Linked DNA regions of Homo sapiens: region 1 is linked to region 2. The links are chromatin loops, found by intact Hi-C in ENCODE. Cell type or tissue: HepG2. All regions are shown on one strand. Each heading gives the region's core, and the rest is flanking DNA. Links, peaks and the distances in the headings are about the cores only. Region 1 overlaps NOVA2 (NOVA alternative splicing regulator 2). Region 2 holds the start of IGFL4 (IGF like family member 4).

Region 1 (15,996 bases), core at 4,842-12,841, 81 kb after region 2:
GTTTAAGAGGATTGCCTTGGTGTCAGGAAACTCCTTAATTCTGGACCCTTCCCCATGCCTGCAAAGCCACATCTAGCCCCTCTTACCACACCCCCATCTTACACACATAAGGGAACACAGAACTTTCATCTTAAGAGGCCAGGCAGAGGCCAGGCATGGTGACTCACGCCTGTAATCCCAACACTTTTGGAGGCCCAGGCAGTTGGATCCCTTGAGCTCAGGAGTTCGAGACCAGCCTGAGCAACATGGCAAAACTCCATCTCTACAAAAAATTTTAAAATTACCTAGGAGTGGTGGCATGTGCCTGTAGTCCCAGCTACTTGGGAGGCCGAGGCAGGAGGATCACTTGAGCCCAGGAGGTCGAGGCAGCAGTGAGCTGTGATGGCACCACTGTATTCCAGCCTGGGCAACAGAGAAAGAGAAAGAGAGAGAGAGAGAGAGAGAGATCAGAGAGTGTTAGAGCAGTTTCTCTTTTATCTGTTCTGTATGTTGAGGTTTTACGTGAGACATTGAAAATAGGCTTCCTGGCTGGGCTCTGTGGCTCACCCCTGTAATCTCAGCACATGTTAGCCTGGCTAACATGGTGAAACCCCATCTCTACTAAAAATACACACACACACACACACACACACACACACACACACACACACACACACACAAATTAGCCGGGCATGGTTGTGGGCACCTGTAATCCCAGCTACTCCGCAGGCTGAGGCAGAAGAATCGCTTGAACCCGGGAGGCGGAGGTTGCAGTGAGCCGAGATCGCGCCATTGCACTGCAGCCTGGGTGACAAGAGCGAGATTGTCTCAAAAAAAAAAAAAAAAAAAGAAAAAGAAAAAGAAAAAAAGAAAATAGGCTTCCTTTGCTTAAAAGTTGAAAAACCATTGGGGGATGGTTTAAGACCTTAAAATTTGGAAGCAGGATGGCCTAACTCCTCCCTTTCTTTTCCCAGTGCTTATTGCAAACCTAGTATGTGCTGTTCAAGTTTTGGGGACACTGTTCAAGTCCCTAGGACATGGGTGAGCTCTATGGATGTGATCCACAGTGGACCTCTGTGATCAGTTACTCTGAAGGCATGAAACGGGGATTCATCCTATCTTTGGGGTTCAAGGAAAGCTTCCAAGAAGAAGAAACATTTGAGTGAGAACCTAAAGGACAAAAGATATTGACTGAGGGGGCCCGGGCGCGGTGGCTCACGCTTGTAATCCCAGCACTTTGGGAGGCCGAGGAGGGCAGATCACGAGGCCAGGTGACCCAGACCATCCTGGCCAAAATGGTGAAACCCCGTCTCTACTAAAAATACAAAAATTAGCTGGGCGTGGTGGTGGGCACCTGTAGTCCCAGCTACTCGGGAGGCTGAGGCAGGAGAATGGCGTGAATCGGAGAGGCGGAGCGTGCAGTGAGCCGAGATCGCGCCACTGCACTCCAGCCTGGGCGACAGAGCGAGACTCTGTCTCAAAAGAAAAAAAAAAAGAAACTGACTGAGGGGAAGAGAAGCTGCCAGGCACAGAGCATGCACAAAAGCCCTAAGGTGGGAAGGAGCAGGGCACGTTTAAGGAACAAAATATGCACTGAGCCTGAGGCTCACGGAGGAAGATGAGGAAGTGAAGCTGGAAAGGTGGGTGGGGCCAAGTCACAAAGGGTCGCCAGGCTGGAGTGGAGTGCAGTGGCGCGATCTCGGCTCACTGCAAGTTCTGCCTCCTGGGTTCAAGCGATTCTCCTGCCTCAGCCTCCCGAGTAGCTGGGACTACAGGCACGCGCCACCACACCCGGCGAATTTTTGTACTTTTAGTAGAGACGGAGTTTCACTATGTTGGCCAGGATGGTATCCGTCTCTTGACCTCGTGATCTGCCCGCCTCCGCCTCCGCCTTCCACAGTGCTGGGATTACAGGCGTGAGCTACCGCTCCCGGCCGCAAAGGGTCTTCTTATACTGAGAAGTGTCCAGAATTTCCATCCTGGAGGCACGTAGGGGCAACGGGCAGGGGAGGCTAGATGCTTGCCTTGAGACTACATTAACAAAATGCTTTTCACATGGTCAAAAAAACTGGTTTATAATAAGCAAGGTGCGGTGGCTCACGCCTGTAATCCCAGCACTTTGGGAGGCCGAGGTGGGCGGATCACTTGAAATCAGGAGTTTGAGACCAGCCTGACCAACATGGCGAAACCCCGTCTCTACGAAAAATACAAAAAATTAGCCACGTGTGGTGGCGGGCGCCTGTAGTCCCAGCTACTCGGAAGTCTGAGGCAGGGGAACCCCTTACACCCGGGAGGTGGAGGTTGCAGTGAACCGAGACTGCACCACTGCACTCCAGCCTGGGCAATAGAGCAAGGCCGTATCTCAGGAAAAACAAAAAAAGAAAAAGAAAGAAAGAAAAGGAAAAGAAAAATTGGCCTATAACAAAGAATGGCCAAAACTCCACAAGCTGCCGCTGGCACTGCATCTAGGTCTTCGAGGCTGTCCTTCATCGTGTTGGTCCCCCCAGGAGTGGAGGGTGTTAAGCAATGATGGGAGGAGACTGAATCAGAATTGGATTTGAATCTGAGCCCAGTAGCTGTGTTCGTGTCCTTGGGCTGGTGATGACCGTGGGCTGGTACCTTCACTTCTCTGTGCCCCTCTGTGCCTCAGTTTCCTCTTGTGTAAAAATGGAGCTCATTCCACCCGCCTCACCGGGAGGTTGTGAGGAACGGACGAGATCAAGCTCACAAAGCACTCAGCACAGCGCCTGATCAAAAGTGAGTGTTCGGAGCATCCCCAGCGTCCGGCCTTCCTCTGCCTCCCCGCTCACCGCTTCCACCTGTCAGACCGCCGTCACCTCCTGCCTGGACCATTGCAGTCGCCACCTCACTGGGCCCCCACCTCTCCCACCGTTGCTTCTCACGGTCTGCTCCCCTCATGGGCATCAGAGGAATCCTCCTAAAACCTAAGTCAGGCCACATCCCTCCCATGGCTCCATCTCACTTGGGGTAAAAGTTAAGGACCTCACTGTGGCCTGCGAGCCCCATCACCCCTCACCACCAGCACCCCTCTCTGTCCTCATCTCCTCCCATTCTTCCCCTCTCTCATTCAGCCCCAGGCACAGGGGCCTCCTTAGTCCCTCTGGAAGAGCACAGGCACAGTCCCACTTCAGGGCCTTTGCACTCACTCGTCCTTCACATAGCCATGTGGTTCCGTTCCTTCCTCCATATCCTGATGATCATAATAGTTCAGAGCATGGACTCCAAATCTCAGCTCTGCCACCTACAAGTGTCCTTGGGTGATTTCTTCACCTTTGTTTCCTCATCTGTATGATGGGTTCCTTCATAGGATAAGTGTGAAAATTCAAAGGACTGGTATTTGGAAAGTACTTAGAACAGTATAGCACCTATCAGGTGCTGCAAAAGTGTGTGATGATGAATAAAGCCTGCCACATTCTTAGGAAGAGCTTCCCTGGCCTCCCTCTCTGACACTGCAGCCTCCCACCCTCCCTGACCCCCTTTTCCTGCCTTTTTTGTGTCATCAGGAGTCCCACCATCTGACATGAAATATACTGTCTGTCTTCCCCACCTAGAAGAATGTAGCTAGCTGTGCGAGCTCTTGGCTGAATCACTAAAACTCTTTCGGCCTTATTTGCCTCATTTGCCCACAAATCGGGGAGCTTTGTCTATTTTCTTCTTGGCTGTTTCCCTAGACCAGTGCCAGGCACGTAGCAGGTGCTCAATAACTATTTGTTGAATGAATGAGTGAATGAAGATCATTATTTGTATTATTCTCCATACTGCTACTGTGACCCCTGGGGTTTCCTCTGCTCACCCCCTCCAAAGGTGAAGACCCCTCCCCCGCTGACTCCCCTCCACCCTGTGTGCCCCCGCAGAGGAAGGCGAATACTTCCTGAAGGTGCTGATCCCCAGCTACGCGGCGGGCTCCATCATTGGCAAGGGCGGGCAGACCATCGTGCAGCTGCAGAAGGAGACCGGAGCCACCATCAAGCTCTCCAAGTCCAAAGACTTCTACCCCGGTGAGCCCCGGCCCAGGTCTCTGCCCTAGGCCCCCCGCCCTTCCTCCCTTTCTCCCTCCCACCTGGGCCCTAGATGAGGGGGAAGGTCTGCCCTAAGGACAGTGACAGTGGTGGGGAGGGGGCCTCCCCTTCCCCTAAGGGGACAGAGCTGCCCCCAGCCCGAGGGGCCTGGCCGAGCAGATGGGGGTGGGGGCAGGGCAAGACAACGGGCCTGCTGCATATTCATGAGCTCATTTGCATGATGCGCTGGCAGATGTGTCTTTTCCCACACACCTGCCCCCTCTGGTCAGTTGGAGGAGCGAGGGTGGGGAGGGAGGCAGGTGTCAGGGCGTCCCTCCGGGCTTGGGGGCCAGCCAGCCATGTTCCACACACTTGCTCCCCCCTTTGGAATTCTGTCACCCCCTCTTGCCCAGTCTCACTGGTTTTCTCTGTCTCGGTGTCATTCTTTATGTGTCTCCCTCTCATTCTGTTTCTGACTTCTCGTCTCTTGCTCCCCTCTGCCTCCCTCTGTCTCTTGCCCCTCTGTCTGCCTCTCTGTCCATCTCTCTGGTTCTGTTTGGATACCCCCCATCTCTTGTCCTCTTCATCTGTCCTCTGCTTTCCCTGTCCCTCCCCTCATCTTTCCTTCTCCTTTTGTCTTCCTGTCTCTCTCCCCATCCTTTCCTTCCCTCCACCTCTCATAGTCTCACGTTTTTCCTTTCCTCCTCTCTCTCTCTGAACTCTGTTCAATCATCCATTCAACCAGTATCTACTAGCCCCCTCTCACTGAGGTCCTCCTCTGCGGGCGTCACACATTTCTTTCTGCCTCTCCCTTCCTGTGTCTCTTTTTTCCTAAGTCTCAGCTCCCTCCTGGTTTTTTCTTCCCTTCCTCCAAACCCAGTCCCTTTTCTGCCTCTCCCCCTGCTCCATCCTTCTCCCCCAACCATACATTTTCCAAGGCCCCTCCACTCTCTCTATTCCCTCCAAAGTCTCTCACCTCTCCCTATCTCCCTCCCAAGACCAATGCCCGACAAGCATCGACATCTAGGACTCCAGGGAAGGCCTCCTGAATTGCATCTTTGGTCCAGTGCTGGTTCTAGTTCATCCTTAATCCCCTTGGATTTTTTAGGTCAAACACCAGAGCTGGAGCCCAGGGTCAGTACGCACTCATTTTCTCTCTCTCTCTTTCTCTCTCTCTCTCTCTCTCTCCCTCTCTGTCTCTCTCTCTCTCCCCACCCCGTCTCTCCTCTCTCCTATCTTTCCCTCTCTCCTCCCTCTTTCTCTCTCATTCTCTCTCTGCTCTATCTTCTCTCCTCTTCTCTCTCTCTCTCTCTCCACCATCCACCCCGCCCCCAGCCTCCCATCTCACTAAGCAGCTTTGGCAAGAGGTTTAGAGAAAAATCGAGTGAACCAGGCACACCTCCTCCTTTTCTCTTCCACCCTGGCCCAGTTTTCCCCACTCCCCTGTAGCCCACAAGATATGGATAAGACCTCTGTTCGGAATGTTCCTCCGAGGACACTTGGTTCCTTGCTCCTGGATCACATTCTGTGCCACGAGACATGTCGTCCCCTCCCAGCCCATTGACACACCCCACAGGCCAGGCAGCTGGGAAACCCAGAAGGCGGGACAGACATTGGTCCTACCAGGTCAAACAGTATTCAGACAAGCAACAGGAGCCAGCGTCTCTCCTCAGCCCCTGGACATGTGGTCAGCCCCCATCCCCACTCCTGGCGTGCAACTTCCAGATCATACAGCATGAGCCGGCTGCTGACTCAGAGAAGCAGGACACAGCCCCCTACATCCTAGTCCTACATCCCACAGGAATGTAGGAAAATGGAAAAGCTACTGCAGGAGACAAAAAACACTTCCCTCCACTCCTGGCGTGACACCCTGTCATTCATTCATTCACTCATTCATTCAACACACATTCTCTGAGCACTTCCTCTATGCCAGCCCGGTGCCAGACAGAAATGGGGACAATAGCAGTGGCTGAAATGTCCCAGCCTTGCTTCCTTGGTTCTCACATCCCAGTCAGGGAAGCAGACGTCACACCAGTGATGACCCAGAGTGGTCAGGGCTGGGACAGGAAGTCCAGAGGTTGGTAGTTGGAGCCCAAGTGGCACAAAGGACCCAGCCCAGGGAGGTCAGGAAGAGCTTCCTGGAAGAGACGACCAGAGCAGTAGGGAAGGATGAGCGAGGTAAAGTGCAGGGAAGTGTGCCCAGGAAGACAAAATGGCATACTCGGAGGCTGCTGAGCAGTTTGGTCAATGTAGCCAAAGCAGACAGAACATGTGAGAAATGACAGTGGAGAAACTGAAAGGGCACTCTGGGCCTAGTAGGTTAGCATGCACACACACTCACACTCTCACATGCACACTCACACACAGTCTCACACGCTCACACTCACACACGCTGACACGCACACTGTCATGCTCACACACACTCATTCACACTCACACCCTCACACCCACACACACGCTTACACACAGTCACACACACTGTCACACATTGTCACACATGCTTACACACACTCACACTCATTCACACACATCCCACTCACACACACGCTTACACACACATTGTCACACGTGCTCTCACACTCATTCACACTCACACACACCCCACTCACACACATGCTCCCACACACACACACTCTCACACACACACACACACACAGCACTTGGGTGTCTACTACATGAAATAAAAACCTACCTGGCACTTAACTCCAAGAGAAGGGCAGAACACACAACCTCCCCTCCTTTGTGGTGGATCCCAAAGCCCTAGATTCAATCCATCCAGGTCATACATGGAGCAACTGAAATGCAGAAAAAGGCAAGCACCTGCGCAAGGGCCACACAGACTCCCTTGCGTCAGCCCAGATCCACCCTGAGGATTCTATTTTTTTTTTTTTTTTTTTTTGAGACGGAGTCTTGCTCTGTCACCAGGCTGGAGTGCAGTGGCGTGATCTCGGCTCACTGCAACCCCTGCCTCCTGGGTCCAAGCGAGTCCCCTGCCTCAGCCTCCCGAGTAGCTGGGACTACAGGCATGTGCCACTATGCCCAACTAATTTTTTTATTTTTATGTTTTTGTATTTTAGTAGAGACAGGGTTTCACCATATTGGCCAGGATGGTCTTGATCTCCTGACCTCGCGATCCACCCGCCTCGGCCTCCCAAAGTGCTAGGCTTGAGCCACCGCGACCGGCCACCCTAGGGATTCTAAAACACCGTCTGATGTTGAACATCTGCTTGAAGCTTTATACCCTAACTGCTGAAGAAAAGCACAGACACACACACACTTTTTATTTTGTATTTATTTATTTATATTGAGGCAGGGTCTTCCTCTGTTACCCAGGCTGGAGTGCAGTGGCACGATCGTGGCTCGCTGCAACCTCAACCTCCTGGGCTCAGGTGATTCTCCCACCTCAGCCTCCTGAGTAACTGGAACTACAGGTGTGCACCACCAGGCCCAGCTACTTTTTTTTTTTTTTTTAGACAGAGATTCGCTGTTGTTGCCCAGGCTGGAGTGCAGTGGTGAGATCTCGGCTCACTGCAACCTCCGCCTCCCAGGTTCAAGCGATTCTCCTGTCTCAGCCTCCCGAGTAGCTGGGATCACAGGCGTCCATTACCATGCCCAGCTAATTTTTTGTATTTTCAGTAGAGACAGGGTTTCACCATGTTAGCAGGCTGGTCTCGGACTCCAGACCTCAGGTGATCCACCCGCCTCGGCCTCCCAAAGTGCTGGGATTACAGGCGTGAGCCACTGCACCTGGCCTGTATATTTTTTTTTGTAGAGATGGGGTCTCGCTATATTGCCCAGGCTGAACTCCTGAGCTCAAGCCCTCCATCCACCTTGGCCTCCTAAAGTGATGGGATTGCAGGCATGAGCCACTGTGTCCCACCACACACACTTCAAAAAACATTTTTATAGTTTTATAACATACCTCTATCAACGTGCATACTCTTGAATGACTACTTAATACATTCATATTCTTTTTAATATCAAAAATACAAAAATAAAACTGTCATCATTTTATGCCTCCCTCCAAGATACACACATAGAGCTGATCACTCCATGCACCCCAAATTTAGCAGAATGCACAGACTCTGAAGCCAGACACCTGGGTTCAAATCTCTGAACATCCACTACCATCTAAGAGAACTTGAACACATCTTGAGCCCTCTCTGTGCCTCGGCGTCCTTAGCAGGGAATCAGGGACAATAATAATATTGCCTACTTCATATATTAAGTGAACACGTATGTATAAAGTGCTTTGGTCAGGTGCGATGGCTCACATCTGTAATCCCAGCACTTTGGGAGACCAAGGCGGGTGGATCACTTGAGGCCAGACTGGCCAGCATGGTGAAATCCCATCTCTACAAAAAATGCAAAACTTAGACGGGCGTGGTGGCACACGCCTGTAATCCCAGCTACTCAGGAGGCTTAGGCATGAGAATCACTTGAACTGGGAGGCAGAGGTTGCCGTGATCTGAGATCGCACCGCTGCACTCCAGCCTGGGCGACAGAATGAGACTCTTGTCTCAGGGAAAAAAAAAAAAAGTGCTTAGAATGGTGCCTGAGGCTTGGGTTGTATAAGGGTCAGCTATTATTAGACACTCTTGTGGGGCTTAACCAACCTCCCCAAAAGCCCCTGTGGGCCCCCTTGTAAAAACTACAAGGGGATGGAAGGTCAAAGACTTCCTGAGTTGGAAGGAAGCTTCACAGAGAGGCAAACCCTCGGCCAGCTCTTCCTGGGGCATCCACCTCCCCCTACCCCGCCCCCCAGTTCCCACCCCAACCCACACCCTTTCCTATTTACACCAGACGGAGGCAGACTGCAGGCTGACTCACCCTTGGCTCAGACCAAGCCATTGTTCTGGGGTGGGGAAGGGGGGGTAGTAAGAGTGAGGAACATGGCCCAAAGCGGGTGGGGGATGTCAGCTACACAAGTGACCCACAGACAGTGACGCCCAGACACATGGCGAGGCTGGCCTGCCAGACTGGGAAATGGCAATTGAGGAGTCAGGGTCGTGTCACCAGCGTGCTGCACTGAAGTGCTTGCTGGACACTGACACACACCCCAGGTATCCCAGACACACAGGTACACAGCCACACGGTGCCTGGTGCACACTCAAGACACTTTTTGTTTTTTTTCTTTTTTTTGTTTTTTTTTTGAGACGGAGTCCCGCTCTGCCGCCAGGCTGGAGTGCAGTAGCATGATCTCGGCTCACTGCAACCTCCGCCTCCCAGGTTCAAGCGATTCTCCTGTCTCAGCCTCCCGTGTAGCTGGGACTACAGGTGCGTGCCACCACGCCCAGCTAATTCTTGTATTTTTAGTAGAAACAGGGTTTCACCATGTTGCCCAGGATGGTCTCGATCTCTTGACCTCATGATCTGCCCACCTCGGCCTCCCAAAGTGCTGGGGTTTCAAGCGTGAGCCACCGCACCCGGCCACACTCAAGACCTTTTACATTCTCAGGGGCAGAATCCCCTTCAAAGAGAGAGAGACACACTCACACTCCACGCATCACACACATCCCGGCTCACCCAGGCACGCACATTCTCACACTGACCAGTCAAGTTTTCTTTGTCTCGCTGTAATTCACATGTTCAGACACACACATACACAAACACACCAGTCATCCAAAAAGTCCTACAAACTGACACCTGAGTCTACCTGTCTGTCTCTCCTTCTCAGGTTCACACACACTGGTCATAGGGTCTTTCCTGTCTCCTGTACATATGTGTATATTCACACTGGTCATCCAAATAGTCTCAGAAACATCCAGAAGTGTGTCTCTCTTTCACTTTCACAAACACACGTACACACACAAATGCAGACACATACACTGCCATCCAGTCTCAAAGTGGTATATATTCATTGTGTAGCCTCTATCCCACTTTGTGAGATTCTTTTGTTTCTTTCTCTCAAACTCTCACATACACTCAGCTCTGTCTCACAAAGAGTCTACATAACCTTCATCATCAAAGCGACACCAAAGTCTGTCCCACACACAAGGGCACGCACGAACATCTTCACCGGAATCACTGTGTCACATAGTCTGTTCATAAGGCAGTCTCTGCACTTTATCTTCTACAAACACAGATTAGGATCATCTAGCTAGTCCTGCTCAAGTACACACACACACACACACACACACACACACACACACACCACTCACCAGCCTCGCAGACACACACACTGGTCACAGTGTCACCCAGAATCTCTTTCACACACATATCCCAATACCCCCCAGTTTCTCTCTCCCCCGTGCCCCCACTCCCTAACACTCTCATGCAGAAATGAGAAGGATGCCCAGGACAGAGCCACAGCCAGTATCTGGAGAATCTCCAGGAAAGACCCTCCCTCCCCAGTTCCTTGGTCCTCACTCCTCCATGAGCAGTCTTTGACCCACCCTGCTCTCCCCTGTCCACACCCCTGCCCTCCCCCACCCCTCAGCCCTCCATCTGGTGGGTTCAGACAGGCACTCAGGCCTCTCCTCTGCCTCCCCCATCCCCCAGCTCTTCCCCCATCCTCTCCAAAAAGCCCAGAGGCCAACGCTGCAGGCTTTCAGGGGTTGCCATGACAACAGGGCCTCGTCCCTCGTCCCCCTGGGGGTGGGCTGAGGACCCGGCCAGCCAGACCGATAAGGGGGTTCCAGTTACTGTGGCAACCGTTGCAGGCCTGAGCTCTCTGCTTCCAGAAGGGGAGGGGGGCGGAGTGAGTGAATGGTTGCCAAAGCAACCAGGGAACCGCAAGAACTGAGAAGAGGCAGCTGAGCCCTGTCTCCCCTGCCCAGGGCTGCTGTGGGCATCGCAAAACATTTAAGCATCATTCTTCCATCCCTAGAGGTTGTTTTAGGGGAGGGAGATGAAGTGCAGATTATAAAACAGGATGGCACTCATTCTCCCAGCTGCCCATCATGGCCTGCCAGCCCATGCCCGCTCCCCCAGGCTCACCGTGTGATCAGTCAGGTCCACTCTCTGGACCTCAGCTTGCCTCTTCCATTAAATGGGGCCTGTCTCTCAGGAATGTTCCCATTCCTGTCTCATGAGTGTGCCCTCTCTCTCCCTTGCTCAACAGGAACCACAGAGCGGGTATGCCTAGTACAGGGCACGGCAGAGGCCTTGAATGCTGTGCACAGCTTTATTGCCGAGAAGGTCCGAGAAATCCCACAAGCGATGACCAAGCCTGAGGTGGTCAACATCCTTCAACCCCAAACCACGATGAACCCCGACAGAGCCAAGCAGGTCAGCTGGGGCAGAGACTGGGTTGCTGTAAAGCTGTTGACATTCACAAAGAAACATTCCTCCCACATCACTGCTTACTGTGAGGTTCAATGGGACAAAGCTGATAAAAATCTCATCAGTCAAAGACCACATGGTAGTGGTTAGTATTATTTTTAGGGAGTCAGCTCTAATAGAATAGAAAGGACTCCAGAACATTTAGAGTGGGCTTGATTCAGAGAGGGAGTGAAGGTCTGGGAGAATGTGGCATGATTCCCTATTGTTCGATCCTTTCTTCCTAGGATTCTCTAGTTCCTCTTCTCTCTTCCACCTCATCCCATTGTCTCTCTGAACGACCTGCCTCCCACTTCCTGCTATCACCGGAAGTGACCTCAGTGACAGTTCAGCCACATCCAGAAGAGTTTACAAATGGCCTCTCATCCTCCTTCCCTCCATAATTAACGTATGGGGGTAGAGGTGGTGTTTCATTAGCGAGAGAAGAGGTGGGTCCCTCTCCTACACAGCCCTCTCCAGGAAGGAATGGAAGGGGGAAGGCAGCGCCCCTCCGTTGCCTCAGTTACGGGGAAGCAGTGGCATAGGGGCGTGGCAGGGAGTGGCCAATCGCTTCCCGGGCCTGTCCGGTTGCCATGACGACGGCGCTCACGGGGCAGGTGGGCTCCCCTCAAAGCTGCAGGCAGCGCTGTCCGGACCCGGAAGTGCGTAAGGGAACGGAAACGCGGGGCTGGCTCCCGTTTTCTCTCCCGTCCCCACTCCCCTATGCATGCGTACTCCGTGCAATGGGGCGAGAACCCCTGGGCTGACGGGAGGGCCCCTTGCGAGGGCTCGTTAACGTCTACCTAGAGGCAAAGACAGGAGAGAGGGAGTCCGTAAAATCTGGAATTCTTGGGTCCTGTCGTTGCCCTGAGGTGGGGCAGAGCACAGGCCTGAGTTCCCCTAAGCTCATGGGGAAATGGTGGGCGGAGAAGCCTGGAGGAGAGCTGCAGGGTGGAGCGCTCCCAAAAAAGACCGCAGGGCTTGGGGCGTGTAGCGCGGACGCTGTCCTTGGTGCTGAAGCTCCTCGCTCCCCGCCAGGTTTCTCCCGAATCCCTTCCCACCAGCAGCGCACAAGTTATTCACAGTTTACAGGGAGGCGAGGGCATTGCCTCTTCCCTCCGCCTTGGTCGTGGCCACAAGGGACTCAGGGTTCATCAGGAGTTTGTGAATGTTGCAAGGAAAATGGGGTCAGCACCATCTGTGCCTGAGCCTTCTACCCCCTCCCCCTAATCCACAGGAGCTCTGAGACAGTGGAGTCGAAAGGTTATAGAACCAGGATTTATTCCCTGCCTTATTACTCGAGTGTTCCAAAGACTGAGGGAGATCATAGCTGAAAACTCAGGCTCTGGGCTCTGTTGTTTAGTTGAATCCTTCTCCGTACAGTACTTACGTCCTATGTGACCTTGAGCAAGTGACTTTGATTTCTCCAATCCTCATTTTTCTCACCTGTAAAATGAGATTCATTATGATGCCTCCTTAAGGGTGATGGTTAGTGTTCGTTGATGTTTGAAAAGCACATAGCTTATGTGTATAATGCATAGAAAGTTAGCCCCAAAAATGTTCTCTGTTGTTATTATGGGATTTTTGAGTCAGGAAACAGGTCTACTTCTTTTCTGCCTTGGACTTGCAGTGTTACTCAGAGCCCCTTTCCTTCTGTAGACCTCAGTTTCTCTTTTATTACAGTGCAGCAGCTGGGCCAAACCAGGGATTATAAATTAAATAACTAAAGTATTGAAAAAGGTAACAAAAGCCTTGAGGGTTGTTGCTCTCTGGAGAGGGTATGCCATCTTTAAAGGGAGAAGCTGCCACTCAAATCCACCGAATTATTGCACTTTGGGAACATGAACATAGTGCTACCACATCTTCCAAATTTTTCAAAAGAAGCCATAAATTTTTTAGATCAACTGACTTTAAAATGCTTTATTATTATTATTATTTAATATATATTAGTCTGAGGCAGAGTCACACTCTGTCACCCAGGCTGGAGTGCAGTGGTATGATCTAGGCTCACTGGAGCCTCGACATCCCAGGCTCAAGCGATCCTCCCACCTCAGCCCACTGAATAGCTGGGACTACAGGTGAACACGACCACGCCTGGCTAATTTTTTTTTCTTTTCTTTTTTTTTTTTTTGAAACGGAGTTTTGCTCTTGTTGCCCAGGATGGAGTACAATGGCCTGGTCTCAGCTCACTGCAACCTACAACTCCCGGGTTCAAGTGATTCTCCTGCCTTGGCCTCCCAAGTAGCTGGGATTACAGGCACCTGTTACCATGCCTGGCTAATTTTTTGTATTTTTAGTAGAGATGGGGTTTCACCATGTTGGCCAGGCCAGTCTCGAATTCCTGACCTCAGGTGATCTGCCTTCCTTGGCCTCCCAAAGTGCTGGGATTACAGGCATGAGACACTGCGCCCGGCCCCTGGCTAATTTTTGTATTTTTTGTAGAGACAGGATTTCACCATGTTGCGGGCTGTTCTCTAACTCCTGGACTCAAGCAATCCACCCGCCTCAGCTCCCCAAAGTGCTGGGATTACAGGCGTGAGCCATTGCGCCAGGCCAACTCTGCTTTTAAAACACTATGAAGGTCAAAAAAACATGTATGGCTGTAGGCTGACTGGGGCCTGAGGATCACCAGATTGCCACTTCTGGGTTATACCAGTGGCTCTCACCCCTAGCTGATATCTGAGTCATCTGGGTAGCTTAAAATGCAGATTCATGGGTCCTGTCCAGAACCACTGAATCAATATTTCTGGTAAGGCTTAGGAATCTGAGCATAAACTCTGGCCCGGGATCAGATCCTGACTCTACTGCTCATTACCTGTGAAAGAACTTGTGCAAGTTCTTTCTTTGTGCCTCCATTTCCCAATCTAGAAAATGGGGTAATAATAACACCTATCTTAGGGTTGTGGTGGAACCTAGATAAGTTACTCTATTAAACTGTTAGCTGTTGATGCTGCTTTTGTTGTTATTGTTGGTGGTGGTAGTAGTAGTATTTGCAAATTTCCATGGGCTTGCAAATCACTGGGGCAGATGGTCTCTGGTCCTTCTGGCTCTAAAACTTCAACAGTTCTATGGCTCTGTGATTCCAAGATTCTAAGCATGTATTATCTAAGATTCTACTGTTCTAATGTCCTGGGATTCCAAGATTCTATGAGTCTGCATCTGCAGATCTTTCTAAGATGCTGTAGTTCTACAATTCAGGGTCTATCATGAAGGCAGCTGCCATTGGCTTAGCGCTTCCCATGTGCCAGGCACTGGGCATCACTTTAGTCATTGAATGTTTCCCATAACAGGCCGGGAGCAGTGGCTCATGCCTGTAATTCCAACACTTTGAAAGGCCGAGGTGGGTGGATCACCTGAGGTCAGGAGTTCGAGACCAGCGTGGCCAACATGGCAAAACCCCATCTCTACTAAAAATACAAAAAAATTAGCCGGGCATGGTGGTGCACACCTGTAGTCTCAGCTATTCAGGAGGCTGAGGCAGAAGAATCGCTTGAACCTGGGAGGCGGAGGCTGCAGTGAGCCGAGATCGCGCCACTGCACTCCAACCTGGGTGACAGAGCAAGACTGTAAAAAAAAAAAAAAAAAGAATGTTTCCAATAATAATATAGGGTAGGTGTGGTTATGCTAATACTGGAGATGAGAAAGGTAAGGCACAGAGAGGTGAAGGCATTTGCCTAAGGTCACACAGTTACTAAAGAATAAACTAGGAGGCTGGACGTAGTGGCTCATGCCTGTAATCTCAGCACCTTGGGAAGCCGAGGTGGGCGGATTACTTGAGGCCAGGAGTTCAAGACCAGCCTGGCCAACATGGTGAAACCCCATCTCTACTAAAAATACAAAAATCAGCCAGACATGGTGGCAGGCGCCTGTAATCCCAGCTACCCCAGCGGCTGAGGCAGGAGAATCACTTGAACCTGAGAGGCAGAGGTTGCAGTGAGGCAAGATCGCACCACTGCACTCCAGCCTGGCTGACAGAGCAAGACTTTGTCTCAAAAAAAAAAAAAAAAAAACAACCTACGATTTGGACCTTGCTGTGTTGTAGAAACAGCAACCCTGCTGACTGAGTGACTCCAGAGAGCAGGCTTCCAGTGTCTCACTGAATATTTGCACAAATCGTATGGATCGGGAATAGTATGCCCATTTTACAGATGTGGAAAAAGAGGCTCTGAGAAGTAAAGGGACTTTCACAGGCCACCAGCTAGGAGGTGGAAGAGGTAGAAATTTTCTTAAAACCTAACTTTATTTTTCCCACATGATTAACCCCTTGTCCTCAAACCTTTTCTTGGCCAATCTATCCTTCCTTCACTGCTCTAAAATACTGCATCACAGACTAAATACCACTCCTGGTTGTGGTTGTGAACATGCTGTTCCATCTTCTTGATTTGTCAGGCTGTTTGTTTTTCCTGGTGTTTTTTTTTTTTTTTTTTTGAAATAACAGCTCTGTTGAGCTATAATTCACATACTGTAAGCTTTACTGTTTAGAAGTGTACAGTTTAGTAGTTTTGTTGTATGTTCACAGAGTCGTACATCAGTTACCATCTAATTCCAGAACATTTTCATCATGCCAAAAAGAAACCTTGTGCCCATGAGCAGTCACTCACCATTCCCCCAGATCCCAGTCTCAACGTCTTCCAGCCACTAATCTACTTTTGGTCTCTGTGGACTTGCCTATTCTGGATCTTTTATATAAACAGAATCATATAATATATGGTCTTTTGTGTCTAGCTTTTTTCACTTG
Region 2 (15,996 bases), core at 4,935-12,934:
CACATGTGAGATGGGTCTCTCGAAGACAGTATATCAATGGGTCTTGGCTCTTTATCCAACTTGCCATTCTGTGTCTTTTAATTCAGGAATTTAGCCCACTTACATTTAAGGTTAGTATTGTTATGTGTGAATTTGTTCCTGTCATCATGATGCTAGCTGGTTATTTTACAGACTTGTTTTGTTGGTTGCTTCATAGTGTTACTTGTCTGTGTATTTCAGTGTGTTTTTGTAGTGGCTGGTAAAGGTTTTCCCTTTCCATATTTATTGCTTCCTTCAGGAGCTCTTGCAAGGCAGGCTTGGTGGTGACGAATTCCCACAGCATTTGCTTGTCTGAAAAGGACCTTATTTCTCCACTTATGAAGCTTAGTTTGGCTGGATATGAAATCCTGGGTTGGAAATTCTTTTAAGAATGTTGAATATTGGCCCCCAATCTCTTCTGGCTTGTAGGATTTCCACTGAGAGGTCCGCTGGTAGTCTGATGGGCTTTTCTTTGTAGGTTACCTGGCCTTTCTCTCTGGCTGCCCTTAACATTTTTTCTTTCATTTCGACAATGAAGAATCTGCTGATTATATGTCTTGGGGTAAATCTTCTTATGGAGTATCTCACTGGGGTTCTCTGTATTTACTGAATTTGAATGTTGGCCTGTCTTGCAAGTTTGGGGAAGTTCTCCTGGATGATATCCTGGAGTATGTTTTCCAACTTGGTTCCAATTTCCCTGTCTCTTTCAGGTACCCCAATCAGTCATAGATTCTGTCTCTTTACATATTTCTCAGAGGTTTTGTTCAGTTCTTTTTGTTCTTTTTTCTCTATTCTTGTCTGCCTGTATAATTTCAGAAGGACGGTCTTTAAGCTCTGAAATTCTTTCCTCTGCTTGAACTATTCTGTAACTGATACTTATGATTGCATTGTGAAGTTCTTGTGTTTTCCAGTTCCATTGGGTCAGTTATGTTCCTCTCTAAACTGGCTATTCTGTCAGCTCCTGTATAATTTATCATGATTCTTAGCTTATTTGCAATGGGATACAACATCCTCCTTTAGCTCAGTGAAGTTCATTATTACCCATCTTTTTCTTTTTTTTTTTTGAGACAGAGTTTCACTCTTGTCACCCAGGCTGGAGTGCAGTGGCGCGATCTCAGCTCACTGTAACCTCTGCCTCCCGGGTTCAAGCGATTCTCCTGCCTCAGCCTCCTCAGCATCTGGGATTATAGGCATGTGCCACCATGCCCAGCTAACTTTTGTATTTTTAGTAGAGAGGGGGTTTCACCATGTTGGTCAGGCTGGTCTCTAACTCCTGACCTCGTGATCCACCTGCCTCGGCCTCCCAAAGTGCTGGGATTAAAGGTGTGAGCCACTGCGCCTGGCCTATTACCCACCTTCTTAAAACTACTTCTGTTAATTCAGCCATCTCGGTCTCAGCCCAGTTCTGTGCCCTTGCTGGAGAGGTACTGTGGTCATTTGGAAGAGAAGAAGCACTCTGGCTTTTTGAGTTTTCAGCATTTTTGCATTGATTCTTTCTCATCTGTGTGGGTTTACCTTTGATTTTTGAAGTTGCTGACCTTTGAATGAGGTTTCTGTGGGGTCTTTTTTGCTGATGTTGTTGGTGTTTTCTGTTTGTTTTTCTTTTAACAGTCAGGCCACTATTCCACAGGGCTGCTGTGGTGTGCTGGGGGTTTGTTCAAGACCCTGGTTGCCTCCGTTTTTCCCGTACCTGAAGGTGTCACCAGTGAAGGCTGCAAAACAGCAAAGATGGCAGCCTGCTCCTTCCTCTGACCAGTTGTTGACCCAAACGTCCCTGTAGGAGGTGGCTGGAGACCCTTGTTAGGAGGTCTCACCCAGTCAGGAGGAATGGGGTCAGGGAACCACTTAAAGAAGCAGTCTAGCTACAATCTGGCAAGGCAGATGTGCTGTGTTGTGGGGAACCCTTCCTCATCTGGACCATTTGTATTCTCCAAAGCTGGCAGGCTAGAATGGCTGAGTCTACTGAACCACAGAGATGGTGACTGCCCCCACGACACCCCCACCCCAGGAACTTGGTCCTGACCCAGGCAGACTCCGGCCTGTTGCTGTTGGCTGGCTGGAATTCCAAGCCACTGGGTCTTAACTTGTGAGGTGCTGTGGAAGTGGGGTCCACAGAATGACACTGCTTGGTTCTCTGGATTCAGCCCCCTTCATAGAAATATGTATGGAGGGATGTCCTCCCTTGCTGCAGATCCCAGGGCCAGAGTACGTAAAACTCCTGGGTCTCTGTGAGTGCCCCTGTGGCCGCTCTGCCAAGACTCCACACAGCTCTGTGTATTGGACCCAAATCTCTGGGCGTGGGCTTATGTGGGGATCTCTTGATCCTAAGGTTGCAAATATCCATGGGAGAAGCATGGTTTCCCAGGCAGGGTTGCACAATCACTCACTGCTTCACTTGGCTGGGGGCAGGAGTCCCCATACCTCCACACTGCTCCTGGGTGGACCATCACCCTACCCTGCATTTCTTCGTTCTCCATGGGTTGAGAGTGACAACCTGTATATTTCAGTTGAAGATGCTGAATTCACTCACTCCTTTCATTCCTCTCTGTGAGTGCGGTGGACCACAGCTGCTTCTAGTCAGCCATCTTGCCCGCTTCCTGATCTATCCATTTTTTAAATGGACAATGTTTTTTGTATCTTTTCCCTAAGTCATAAGGATTTTTTTTATGTTTTCTTCTAGAAAATGTATAGTTTAACTTTTTATATCTAGATCATTTTGGAGTTAAATTTTGTAGGAAGTGTAAGCTTTGGTAGAAGATTTTTTTTTTCATATGCATGCCCATTGTCCCACACCATTTGTTGAAATGACTATCTTTTCCCACATTGAATTGCTTTTGCATCTTTGTCAAAAGTCAATTTGCCATGTTTGTTTGGGTTTATTTCTGAAATCTGTTCTGCTCCATTGATCTATGTATCTCTCCACTTGCCAATACTATACTGTCTTCATTAGTGTAGCTGGAGTAATTGTGAAATTGGGTAGTGTGAGTCCTCCAACATTTTTCATCAACCAAAATTGTTTGGGCCATTCTTGTTTCCACTGCCTTTCCAGATAAATTCTAGAATTATTTTGCTTCTATCTGAGACAAATCCTGCTTGGGTTTTCATTGGAATTGTGTTAAATCTGTAGACAATTTGGAGAGAATTGACATCTTAGCTAAAAAGCCCCATATTCTAAACTATGACATGATATACCACTCTATATTTAGGTTTTCCTTGATTACTTTAATCACTAGTTTATAGTTTTAAGCATATATATCCTCTACATGTTCTCCTAGATTTACAGTATACCTAAGTATTCAATTTCAGTAGGGGGGCATTATAAATGGCATTGTTCCCCTCTAAATTTTTGTTTCCACTTATTCCAGGAGCGAGAAATACAATTGATTTTTGTGTGTTGACTTTGTATTCTACAACCATCTAAATTTACTTATTAGTTCCCGGAGCTTTGGGGGTAGGTTTACGGTAATGGCTCTGCCCTACTGCCCCGGCGACCTCAAACATCTCCACGTGGGCCACGTTGGTGAAATTAACTGTAGCTGATGTATGTCATGGCAGAACACTCTCTGGTCTTCCCAGAACGTGAGGTCATGGGAGGCTTGTGGGAAGCTGCTACAGCATCACTTGTCACTCACTTCCCTATGGATAAGGGAGGCCGCCATGACACAGCTTCTCACTGCCTCTGGCTTCTAGGGAGGGATGAGGCTTTCTACCTCCCTATACCATGGAGCCACAGGCTGGATTCTCTACTCAGCAACAGGCATCCTATTATTCTTGTTCAGTCATCTGGCCCTTTTGTTTCAGTGTCACCCTGTATAAGGGACATGGTGCTGGCACCTGTGGCTCTTTCTTTCCCTGTCTGTGTAAGTAATAAAGTGTCTGAATCTAAAAAGAGCTTGTTTTTGTCACTAACAGAATCTGTCAGACTCACCTCTTGCTTGACAGTGGGTTCCGTGGGATTTTCTACATAGATAGTTCAATTATACAGAGATCAATTCTAGTAATCAGCTTTGGGATTTCCCTCCTTAGTCACTTGTACTCTTCATTGCAGCTTTCCCTTTCAAGTGGTCATAAATTTCTTGGTTGCTGGCTCGGAGTTATAATGCGGTATTCACACTACTTAACTTGATAAACAGGAATGTAGTTCTTATAGGTCTGTTTCCGCAGCAGCTGTTCTGTGTAGGTGAGAGAATGTGTCTTTACAGGTGGGATTTCTGTTTGGATGTGTGGGAAAGGAGAAGGCATATTGATAAGCAGACAAACAGACATATCTATGCAAATACGCAACTGCAGAAATAGGCGAGGAGAGCTAGTTTATTGCATGAAATCAATACCGAAGACTTGGACATCCAGTCAAGAAAGGAGAGGCCAGGCTGGAGTGCAAATAAGCACAACAACAACAAAATCAATGCACTTTGGGAGGCTGGGGCAGGTGGATTGCTTGAGCTCAGGATTCCAAGACCAGAACATTGTAGGACCCTAACTCTATGAAAAATACAAAAAAATTAGCCAGGCCAGGAGGTGCCTGCCTGTAGTCCCAGCTACTCAAGAGGCTGAGGTGGGAGGATGGCTTCAACTTGGGGGGCAAAGGTTACAGTGAGCAAAGATAGCACCACTGCCCTCCAGCCTGGGAGACAGAGAGATACGGTGTCTCAAAAAAAAAAAAAAAAAAAGAGAGAGAGGAGGGAGGAGGAAGAGACTCTAGAGAGTCTATACTAACAATGCACTTTTACAAAGCTCTAATACCTGTGCCTTATCCTTCTTTCACCCTCCCACCCTTCTCACTGTGACACAGGGAAGAAACCAGTGGAAAATGGAGGGGCATGCTCTAAAAATACGCCACATGTAATCCCATCACACAGTGAGACACACAGGAGCATTTTCTTGGACAAGGCACTCCACAAACCAAAAAAAAAAAAAAGGTGCTGCTTTCCTATCTGGAATCCCAGAGATCCATCCTACCACCGCCTATTTTTGTTGTTGTTGTTCTCCCTGGCACAGTTTTGCAGCCCCTGCTGTTCTTCTAGATTATGCTGCAACTTCACAAATTCTCCTACGTGACTCTGAAAAATTATAGACAGTGCAGGTCTGCAGGTGAACTGAGACGGGGAGTAGAGGGACTCCTTGAAACTTCAGGGTGGAGGAATATGGGGAGCCTAGAGACAGCCGGTGTTTGGTGAGTAATTTGATCTTAGATAAGCAAGAGTTAAGGAATATCTTCCAAGTGGTTTTCCCTTGGGCGGTGTTCAAAGAAAGACACTCAGCAGAGTCAAAGCTTAGATAGGTTCCTGGGTAGCCTTTACCCTGAGGATCTGAAGGGTCTGAGGAGGCAGCAACCACTTGGAACAGGTCCAGAAGCATCTCATTAAGCTTTTGATGAATTATTTATGTTCCCTGCAGCTCTTTTTGCCTAACTCTTCCCAAGAAACCACTCCTTCTGCACACCTCCCTAAATGGCGGTAAGTTCATATCCTATATAAGCCCCTATGTAAAGTCACTGACCCATTTCCACTGCTGCTCCCTCGTCCGCTGCTCTGAAGCCTAACCCATGGTGCCCAGAATTTCTGGTAAGGAGACCCCAGCCCTAGGCTAAGCTAATCCCTAATGATATCACATCCCTAATTATTTCTGAACTTCAAAGTTAATTCTCTCTTCCCTATTTAATTATTGGTGTCCCACCTCATAATCACTGCTATGTCATCTGTGACTGCATTGTAATCTGTCTCCTGAACTGCAAATTCCAGAAGCTTAACTTTTCCCAGAGCCCTCCCTGCCTTTCCTCACCTGCCAAGCCCAGTCCCCAGGACCTGCACCCACAGCCAGTCCCAAAATCCACTCTGAGCTGTTAACAGCAACCAGAGAAGCTCAGAGACATCATCCTGTGCCCCGTGGTCAAGACCTAGTGACCTCAGAATCATTCTCGCTCTCCTTCTGCTTCTCAGCTGCCATCTTCATTTTTGAACTTTTGGGTTCAAACTCAGAAGGAGTCACAGGTGAGAACAGATGCAGTGAGGGAGGAGAGAACAGCATTAAGGTTGGTGGGGAGGTGGTCCTAGGCTGGTCCTTGCAGCCCATCCAGCCCCGACTCTTCCAGATCTTAGACTGTGGCTATGCCAGCCAGCGCCCAGGTGCGGGGAGTGGACCTACAACCCCTTGGAGCAGTGCTGTGATGACGGTGTCATCCTAGACTTGAACCAGACCCGGCTCTGCGGCTCCAGCTGCACCTTCTGGCCCTGCTTCCAGCACTGCTGCCTGGAGTCTTTGGGCTCTCAGAACCAGACAGTTGTGAGGTTCAAGGTCCCAGGCATGAAGCCAGATTGCAAGTCCTCCCCTATCACCAGGATCTGTGCCCAGGTAAGGATCTGACTCCAGTCCAGGCTGTGGGAGGGGGGAGTAGGGAATGGAGCTTGGTTGTCCATGTCCCACCCAGATGTGCAGTCTCTGCTGGGTTCCATACCTTCCCATCTCTCAGTAACCATGCAACTCTGTCTTTCTCCATGTCTCTGTTCCTTCCCCGCCACTGCTGCTACCACCCTCCCTCTTATTCCCCTCTCCCACTTCTCTCCTTCTGCAGGAATACCACCCAAAAAGCCCTGTGTCAAGATCTGACCTCATCTAGACTGTTCTGGGGTAGCAGAGTCACAGATCACTCTAGAATCTAATACTTGGTAATTATACTGCATTGATTTTGTTGTTGTTGTGACAGAGTTTCACTCTGTCCCCCAGGCTGGAGTGCAAATAAGCAACTTCAGCAAAGTCTCAGGATACAAAATCAATGTACAAAAATCACAAGCATTCTTATACACCAACAACAGACAAACAGAGAGCCAAATCATGAGTGAACTCCCATTCACAATTGCTTCACAGAGAATAAAATACCTAGGAATCCAACTTACAAGGGATGTGAAGGACCTCTTCAAGGAGAACTACAAACCACTGCTCAAGGAAATAAAAGAGGATACAAACAAATGGAAGAACATTCCATGCTCATGGGTAGGAAGAATCAATATCGTGAAAATGGCCATACTGCCCAAGGTAATTTACAGATTCAATGCCATCCCCATCAAGCTACCAATGACTTTCTTCACAGAATTGGAAAAAACTACTTTAAAGTTCATATGGAACCAAAAAAGAGCCCTCATCGCCAAGTCAATCCTAAGCCAAAAGAACAAAGCTGGAGGCATCACACTACCTGACTTCAAACTATACTATAAGGCTACAGTAACCAAAACAGCATGGTACTGGTACCAAAACAGAGATATAGATCAATGGAACAGAACAGAGCCCTCAGAAATAACGCCGCATATCTACAACTATCTGATCTTTGACAAACCTGAGAAAAACAAGCAATGGGGAAAGGATTCCCTATTTAATAAATGGTGCTGGGAAAACTGGCTAGCCATATGTAGAAAGCTGAAACTGGATCCCTTCCTTACACCTTATACAAAAATCAATTCAAGATGGATTAAAGACTTAAACGTTAGACCTAAAACCATAAAAACCCTAGAAGAAAACCTAGGCATTACCATTCAGGACATAGGCATGAGCAAGGACTTCATGTCTAAAACACCAAAAGCAATGGCAACAAAAGACAAAATTGACAAATGGGATCTAATTAAACTAAAGAGCTTCTGCACAGCAAAAGAAACTACCATCAGAGTTGAACAGGCAACCTACAAAATGGGAGAAAATTTTTGCAACCTACTCATCTGACAAAGGGCTAATATCCAGAATCTACAATGAACTCAAACAAATTTACAAGAAAAAAACAAACAACCCCATCAAAAAGTGGGCAAAGGACATGAACAGACACTTCTCAAAAGAAGACATTTATGCAGCCAAAAAACACATGAAAAAATGCTCATCATCACTGGCCATCAGAGAACTGCAAATCAAAACCACAATGAGATACCATCTCACACCAGTTAGAATGGCAATCATTAAAAAGTCAGGAAACAACAGGTGCTGGAGAGGATGTGGAGAAATAGGAACACTTTTACACTGTTGGTGGGACTGTAAACTAGTTCAACCATGGTGGAAGTCAGTGTGGCGATTCCTCAGGGATCTAGAACTGGAAATACCATTTGACCCAGCCATCCCATTACTGGGTATATACCCAAAGGACTATAAATCATGCTGTTATAAAGACACCTGCACACGTATGTTTATTGCGGCATTATTCACAATAGCAAAGACTTGGAACCAACCCAAATGTCGATCTATGATAGACTGGATTAAGAAAATGTGGCACATATACACCATGGAACACTATGCAGCCATAAAAAATGATGAGTTCATGTCCTTTGTAGGGACATGGATGAAATTGGAAATCATCATTCTCAGTAAACTATCGCAAGAACAAAAAACCAAACACCGCATATTCTCACTCATAGGTGGGAATTGAACAATGAGATCACATGGACACAGGAAGGGGAATATCACACTCTGGGGACTGTTGTGGGGTGGGGGGAGGGGGGCGGGATAGCATCGGGAGATATACCTACTGCTAGATGACAAGTTAGTGGGTGCAGCGCACCAGCATGGCACATGTATACATATGTAACTAACCTGCACAAGCACATGTACCCTAAAACTTAAAGTATAATAAAAAAATAAAAATAAAAAATAAAGGATGAGTTCAGACCCCTTTCCCCTCTTGTGTGCATGGGCTCTCTTGTCTTTTGCATTCTGCCATGGGGTGACACAGCAAGAAGGCCCTTGCCAGATGTGGACCCCTGGACCTTGGACTTCCCAGCCTCCAGAACCATAAGAAATAAATCTCTGTTCTTTTTAAATTATCCAATCCACTTCTGTTATAGCATCAGAAAATGTACAAGACAACATGGTTGTGGAAATTGCACTGGCTTATTTGTAGTTTTTTTTTAAGCTACAAAACTAAGAACAAATTTTAGTTTATTGAAACTAAATGACTGGCAAGAGAGGAAGAATGAGCAGTTCCTATGCCATGAAGACCTTTGCCCTGGTCCTGCTGATGGCCCTGCTGTGCATGAAGAGAGCTCAGGGTCTGCACTGCTACAGGTGCTTGGCAGTCTCGGAAAGGAACTCCTGCCGTGTGGTCATGGGCCTCTTCCAGGAGGGGATCTGTGTCTCCCAGAAAGTAAGCACCTTTCAGGAGATGAGGTCTTGCTTTGTTGGCATTTATCTTGCTTGGTGTTCTCTGAGCTTCCTGGATCTGTGGTTTGGTGTCTGACATGAATTTGGGGAAATTCTCAGTCATTATTGTTTCAAACATTTCTTCCATTCATTTCTTTTTTTTTTTTTCCTTCTGGTATTGTTATGGAATCTTTGGGGTGTTGCTCTTTCTGGCTGGAAACCTCTGTGGCTGCTGGCACTTTTGCCTGAGTTCTTATCCTGCATCCAGGAAGAAAGGTACACAGACAAATGGAGGGTGAGCAAGACAAAGAGGAGCTTTGTTAAGTGATAGAATAGCTCAGAAGAGACCCACAGTGGGTAGCTCCTCTCTGTAGGCAGGTCATCCTGTCAAGTGTTCAGCCCTCAGCAAAGAGGAGGCCCTAGAGAGGAGAGCTCCTATCTGCAGCTGTTCATCCTGTCATCTTCCCAGCTCTCAGCAGAGAGGGTGGCTCCTCTTCTCAGCTGGTCATTCAGTCATCTCTCCATCCTCTGCCCTCCTCTGGCTGAGCCCATCGTTTTTATGGACCTCAGAAGGGAGGAAGTGCATACCAATTGGTCCATGGGTGACCACGGGCACCCAGAAAAGGAATCACAAGTCCCCGCTCCTGGCCTGTGAGTCTAGCAGCCCAGCCCCCAGCCATGAGGCCCTCCCAGGCCTGAAGGTGAGGCCTAACCAGGGACGTGGCCCTTTCCACCCAGGAATCTGTTTGCCTCCTGCTGCTGTTCATGGCCCGCTGGGCTCAGCCCTAGCTTTGCTCCAAGATTATGGTAGGCGACAACAACAGGGAGAAGCCAGGCAGCGGAAGCAGGCACTTCCAAGCCTGCAAAGGCAGGGGGGCACTTCTCAGGCTCCCAAGAGTGCAGGAATGCCTGAGGCTGCAGTTGCTGGTTTGGGCAGCTGCAGCTGCAGGGGCAGGAGGAGGCTCCCGCCTGCTCCATGGAGCAGGAGGCCTGGGTCTGCAGCCACGCTTTGGGCAGGTGCAGTGGCACCCAGGAAGGCAGGGCTCCTGCCTGCTCCTGGCCCCCCAAGAGCACAGAGGCTCAGATCTGCAGCCACAACTTGGGCAGGGCTCCTGGCTGCCCTGTGGAGCATGTAGCTCTGGCTGTGCCCCCTCACAGCCTGGGGAGGGGACTCCTGATCCTCGCTGGGCCTGGGCTGGCATCTGGGGTAGGGGCGACATTGCCACAAGCTGCCTCGTTACCCCGGCACTCAGGGATGGCCTGGGACAGAGTGGATCACGGGCCCTGGGCCAGGCCATTTGGAGTGACAGGTTTGGCAATCACTCCAATGCCCAGGTGGACACCAGGGAGGAGACCCCAGCGGCGCAGTGCAGATCCTTCTCCTGAGCCCCAGGAACCTAGCACCCTCAGCAAGGTCGGCACAGTGGCTTCGCCAGTGGCTGGGACCCTGAAGAGAGCACCACTCCCACTTCCCAGCCCGGGCCCCCAAATCATGGCCCCAGATCTGCATCAGGCCCCTTTATCCCACCATAAAAACTAGAAACAAGCTATCTGTGAAAATGCTTTGTGATGTGCCTGAAGGCACTGCTCTCCCACTGCGCTGCTCCCCACCCCGCTACAGGCGACCCAGCCCAATCCCATGGTGCCAGCCCCCAAGACTGCAGCTGTGGAAGTGCTGTCCACCTCCTTCCTGCACCCTCCCTGCAGTGGCCAGCGTGATGGCAGCGGTCACACCAGACAGCCCACTGCTGTCATCAATATTACCATTAAGTGAATGTTACAGGTTTTGTTTGTTTTTGTTTTTGTTTTTTGAGACAGAGTCTTGCTCTGTCACCCAGGCTGGAGTGCAGTGGTGCAATCTCGGCTCACTGCAACCTCTGCCTCCCAGGTTTAAGCAGTTCTCCTGCCTCAGCCTCCCGAGTATCTGGAACTACAGGCAGGTGCCACCACGCTCAGCTAACTTTTGTATTTTCAGTAGAGACGGGCTTTCACCATGTTGGCCGGCCTGTCTCGAACTCCTGACCTCAAGTGATCCACCCTCCTCAGCCTCCCAAAATGCTGGGATTACAGACATGAGCCATCATGCCCAGCCTGTTACCGGTTTTATAGTTGTCCCAGCATCCTTGGATATTCTACCTTTGTTTTTTCAGTCTCTTTGTGGGCTGTAAGGAATCCTAATTATCCCACCAGGTTAAGGTTAGAGAGTGCCAAGAATAGAGTCACAGTATCAGTGGGGACGACAAGGGGAACCTGAATTTCAAAACCCATCAGTATCAAGGCACTCTTCACCCTCTCCCCACCAGGTATCAATGAAGGCTGTCAAGAACCCGGACTTCTACCCTGACCTGGCAGTGGAGACAGCACCCCAACTTCCTTCCCCTGCTATAGTGGTGTCAAACAGAGCCAACTAAAACAAGATTTAAATTATTTCCAGAGTCTCATAACCTAAAATACAACATGTCCAGCTTTTTTTTTTTTTGAGACAGGGTCTTGCTCTATCACCCAGGCTAGAATGCAGTGATGCGATGCTGGCTCATCTCAACACACCTCCTGGGCCCAAGCAATTCTCCCACCTCAGCCTCCCAAGTAGCTGGGACTACAGGCATGCACTACCATATATATATATATATAAATATATATATATATATATTTTTTTTTTTTTTTTTGTAAAGTAGATGCATGGCTTTACCATGTTGCCCAGGCTGTTCTTGAGCTCCCGGGCTCAAGTGATCCACCCACATCAGCTTCCCAAAGTGCTGGGATTACAGGTGTGAGCCACTGTGCCCAGCCATAAATTTCTATGTCCGATTAAAGCAAGATGTCTATCAGTCTATGTGTTTGTGCACATATGAGGAAGATCCACGTTTGGAAGGTGCTATTGATGGTATAAGGCAGAACAGAGTGGTTCAGGACCAGCCATGTCAGAAAAACATATTTCAGCCGGGCACAGTGTCTCACACCTGTGATCCCAGCACTTTGGCTGAGGCGGGCGGATCACAAGGTCAGGAGTTCCAGACCAGCCTGACCAACATGGTGAAACCCCGTCTCTACTAAAAATACAAAAATTAGCCGGGTGTGGTGGCAGGCGCCTGTAATCCCAGCTACTCTGTTGGCTGAGACAGGAGAATCGCTTAAATCTGGGAGGTGGAGGTTGCAGTGAGCCGAGATTGCGCCATTGCACTCCAGTGTGGATGACAGAGTGAGACTCCATCTCAAAAAAAAAAAAAAAAAGAAAGGAAAAGTAAAAGAAAAACGAGTTTCTCTGTTTTCATAGCATGTAGGTGGGGGGTGGCAAACCCAGCAGCAGCTGTTGCTTGATTCGGGCTGCAGTGCTGAATCTGGGGGGCGAACACAGCACTGTTCTTCCTTCCCCGTGCCTCGTGAGCATGTGGCATTCTCTCCCCAGATGCTAGGGTTGCTCTCCTCGCATGGCCATAAGGTCAGCGTGTTACAATGATGGATCCGGATGGCAATGACAGCAGTGAAGGTTGTGCAAATTTGATCAGTAGCTTGATTCCAGTCAGTCTCATCAGAGAATGGGTCCTTACTGTTACAGGATCTTTGGAGTGCTGCTTTTCTGGCCAGAAACCCATGGCTGGTGGCACCTTTGCCCGAGTTTTGCTTGGACCCTCTGGGCTCGTTCTGCCCACTTGGCCTGGCAGGCTGCACTCAGCTTATACTACTGGCCTTGATCCCATGCCTCCAAGGAAGACTGCGAGGGGTGTGTGAGCAAGCATGGGGTCCAGCCACTGCGCAGTCAGACGTGCCAGTTGCTGCCACGGGGCGGGCAGCTCCCGGTGCCAGCATGGTGCCGGCTCTCTGCGAGGCTGCAGCTGGACCCGGTGCCTCACTTCAGCTTCCCTGGCTGGAGCTGGGGAATGTGGTAGCATCCAGATGCCTGGAGACACCAGGAGCTGCAGGGCCCCAAGAGGGAGTCATAGCCCTGGCTCAGGGAGCTCCCAAGTCTGGGCTCCCTGAAGGGCCACAGCTCTTGTCTCCTTCTCTTTGCCTGCAGCGTGGTAAGCAAGGGGCATGTTTCAGCCCTGTTTGTGTTACAGCTCTTTTAGCCCCGCCATTTAGTGGGTCCCAAGTTCTTGTCCTGTGACCAGGAAGAATGAGGTACATAGACAAGCGAAGGGTGAGCAAGATGAAGAGGAGCTTTACTGAGCAATAGACCAGCTCAGTCTCCTGCAGCAGGCAGCTCCTTTCTGCATGCAGATCATCCCAACAAGTGTCCAGCTCTCAACAGAGAGGGTAGCTCCTCCCTGGAGCTGGTCATCCCATCATCTGCTCCAGCTCTCAGCAGAAAGTATAGCTCCGCTCTGCAGCTGGTTGTCCCATCATCTGCCCTGTGCTGGTTGAGCCTGGGGCTTTTATGGGCCACAGAGGGGAGGAAGTGCATGCTGATTGCTCCACAGATGGCCATGAATAGGCCCCAAAAAGGCACCACAGGTTCATCCTCTGGTCCTGGGACTGGCAGCCCAGCCCCCAGCCTTCAGGCCCTCCCTGACCTCAAGGTGGGGCCTCACCAGGACCTGCCCCCTTCTGCCCAGGAGGCTGTCTGCCTCCTGCTGCCATCCATGGTGCCCAGGCTGCTTATGCCAAAGGGCACCTGCAGGCCAGTACCAAGCTGCCCTCAGCACCCCCTCAGCTTTCCTCCTATGCTCATCGGTGCCCAAAGTCTGGAGGGGGCTGTGGCAGGGGGCTGGTGTGTCAGCACTGCCCCGGGTATGTGCACACCCAGCCAGGCTGTGACAGTGCCTAGGCTCGGCCCCAACTTTGCTCTAAGATTGCAGTGGGTGCTGACAGCAGGGAGAAGCCAGGCAGCAGGAGGAGGCACTTCTAAGCCTGTGAGGGCAGGGAGTGCCTTCCCAGGCCCCTAAGAGTGCAGAGATGCCTGGGTCTGCAGCCATGGCTTGGGTGGCTGCAGCTATGCCTGGGGGGGTGGGGCTCTGGCCTCCATGCAGTGGGAGCCCCAGGTCTGCAGCCATGACTTGGGCAGCTACAGCTGTGCCCAGGAAGGTGGGGCTCCTGCCTGCTCCCAGCACCTCCAAGAGCACAGGGAGGCCACAACTTGGGCAGCCGCAGCTGCACCTGGGAGGGTGGGGTTTCTGCCTGCTCCATGGAGTGGAAGGCCTGGGTCCATAGCCATGACTTGGGTGGCTGCAGCTGCACCCGGGGAGCTCCTGCCCCACCAACTTGGAAGGGGCAGGGCTCCCACTTGTCCCCAGCTCCAACCGTCTAGTGGAGTGTACAGCCCCAACTGTGCCACCTGCCCCCCACTGCAGCCCACATGATGGCAGTGGCAGCTCCAGACGGGCCACTGCTGCCATCATTACTATGAGCATCTACATGAATAATGAATCACAGCTGCTAGTGGACTTAGAAGTTTCCATTAGCAGCTGTGATTGAATTTCCAGAGTTCACAGCCTTATAAAGAGATATCTTTAGTCTGCTGGTCTATAGTCTTCCAAGTGGCAGAACAGGTGGCTAAGACATTGTCAACAACTCCAGAGTCAGAAGACGTAACATGTCCAGCCTTTAGAAATATTGTATAAAGCAGGGGTTGGTAAACTATAACCCACAGACCAAATCTCACCTATGTGCACACACACACACACACACACACACACACACACACACACTATATGTGGCCTATTTTAAACAGCCAATGAGTTAATAATGGTTTTTACATTTATAAAACATTTTAAAGCACACATAGACACACAGACACACAGAGAGAGAAACGAATATGCAACAGAGATTATATGTGGTCCATAAAGCCTAAAATATTTACTACCTGGGGCTTATAGAAAAAGTTTGCCAATCCCTGGACTAAGGCAAGAGTAACAGTTTTCAATTCAGCCCATTTTAAACCAGTGCTTATCACCACAGTTGCTAATGGAGTGGGATGGCTGCTGTCACCTTGTGTTGGGGACCAGCCTCAACACCACCCGTAGGGTACCCAAAGTCCGGTGGCGACGAAGGAATGAGAAGAGACAGGTTAAGAGTGCATAAAGGGTGGGGTGCCAGGGGGCCAACTGCACTTTTGGAGGCTGCAAAAGGTGCCAAACTCTGGTCTCCACACTACTGAGTACAATCACTTAGATCTGAGAAGCAGATATTCAGGGGTGAAATGGTGAAAGGGGGGCGGTGTGTCATACACCTAATCTATAGCAATGGCGGTTTAGGTAAATTGTCTTTGTGCTGAAGCAGCATAAACTTAACTACTGATTTATTCTTTAACTCACTGGAGAGCAGCTGTGGGGAGTGGGCGTAACTAGGAGCCGGCATATCTGGCCACATTCCAATGCTTCAAAGGAGTGTCTTTCTCCTTGAGCACAGTGCTTGTAAATAAGAGAGCAGGTCACGCTCTGGCCATGGGAACGTGATGGCAATTAGAAGGCTTTCCTCATCAGAGGCCTCCTGTGGCTTTCCACAACTTATTGTCCCATATTTTTTACGGCCAGTTTATGCAGGCACCGCACAAGCCCTTTTCCCAACAACCTTGTCATCACCAGCACCTTTTCTTTTCTTCTTTTGTAATTACTTTTTGTGTTGAACTCTTACAGACTCACAGGAAATTGCATGGTACATACAGTCCCACGTAACATTCATCCAGTATTCCCACAGTGGGAACATCTTACATAACCATAGTATAATATCAAAACCAGGAAAGTGACATGGGTACATTACTGTTAACTAGATTACAGAGGACCTTATTCAGTATTCACCAGTTTCACATGCATTCCTGTGTGTGTGTGCACGCATGTGCATGTGTGTTTCTATGCAATCTGATCCATATAAATATTTGTATACCTACCACCACAATCAAGATAGAGACCCACAAAGGAATCCCCTTGTGTT

The links. Peaks named below come from ENCODE experiments on the same cell type or tissue, not always from the same donor. Only the 100,000 strongest peaks of a DNase experiment are listed, where the experiment ranks them.
Region 1: a loop joins it to region 2, with 18 times the contacts of the local background. A loop is called at or near these places in 1 of 110 quality-filtered maps.

Annotation. Positions count from the first base shown.
Region 1 is chr19:45,949,012-45,965,007 of GRCh38, reverse strand. It overlaps NOVA2 (NOVA alternative splicing regulator 2), which reads left to right. Exons shown (of 4, transcript NM_002516.4): 2 at 3,855-3,998; 3 at 11,062-11,228. Among named protein-coding and RNA genes, the nearest start is that of NOVA2, 17 kb to the left of the region's middle. RefSeq lists enhancers at 4,098-4,671, 11,526-12,473. In HepG2, for the core only: no CTCF peak of the experiment used is centred there; a DNase peak (open chromatin) is centred at 8,877; H3K27me3 peaks cover 1,642 bases.
Region 2 is chr19:46,030,530-46,046,525 of GRCh38, reverse strand. IGFL4 (IGF like family member 4) reads left to right here and starts at 5,524. Exons shown (of 4, transcript NM_001002923.3): 1 at 5,524-5,582; 2 at 5,958-6,008; 3 at 6,110-6,369; 4 at 6,590-7,344. The coding sequence starts at 5,564. The coding sequence ends at 6,634. RefSeq lists an enhancer at 13,350-13,953. In HepG2, for the core only: no CTCF peak of the experiment used is centred there; a DNase peak (open chromatin) is centred at 9,485.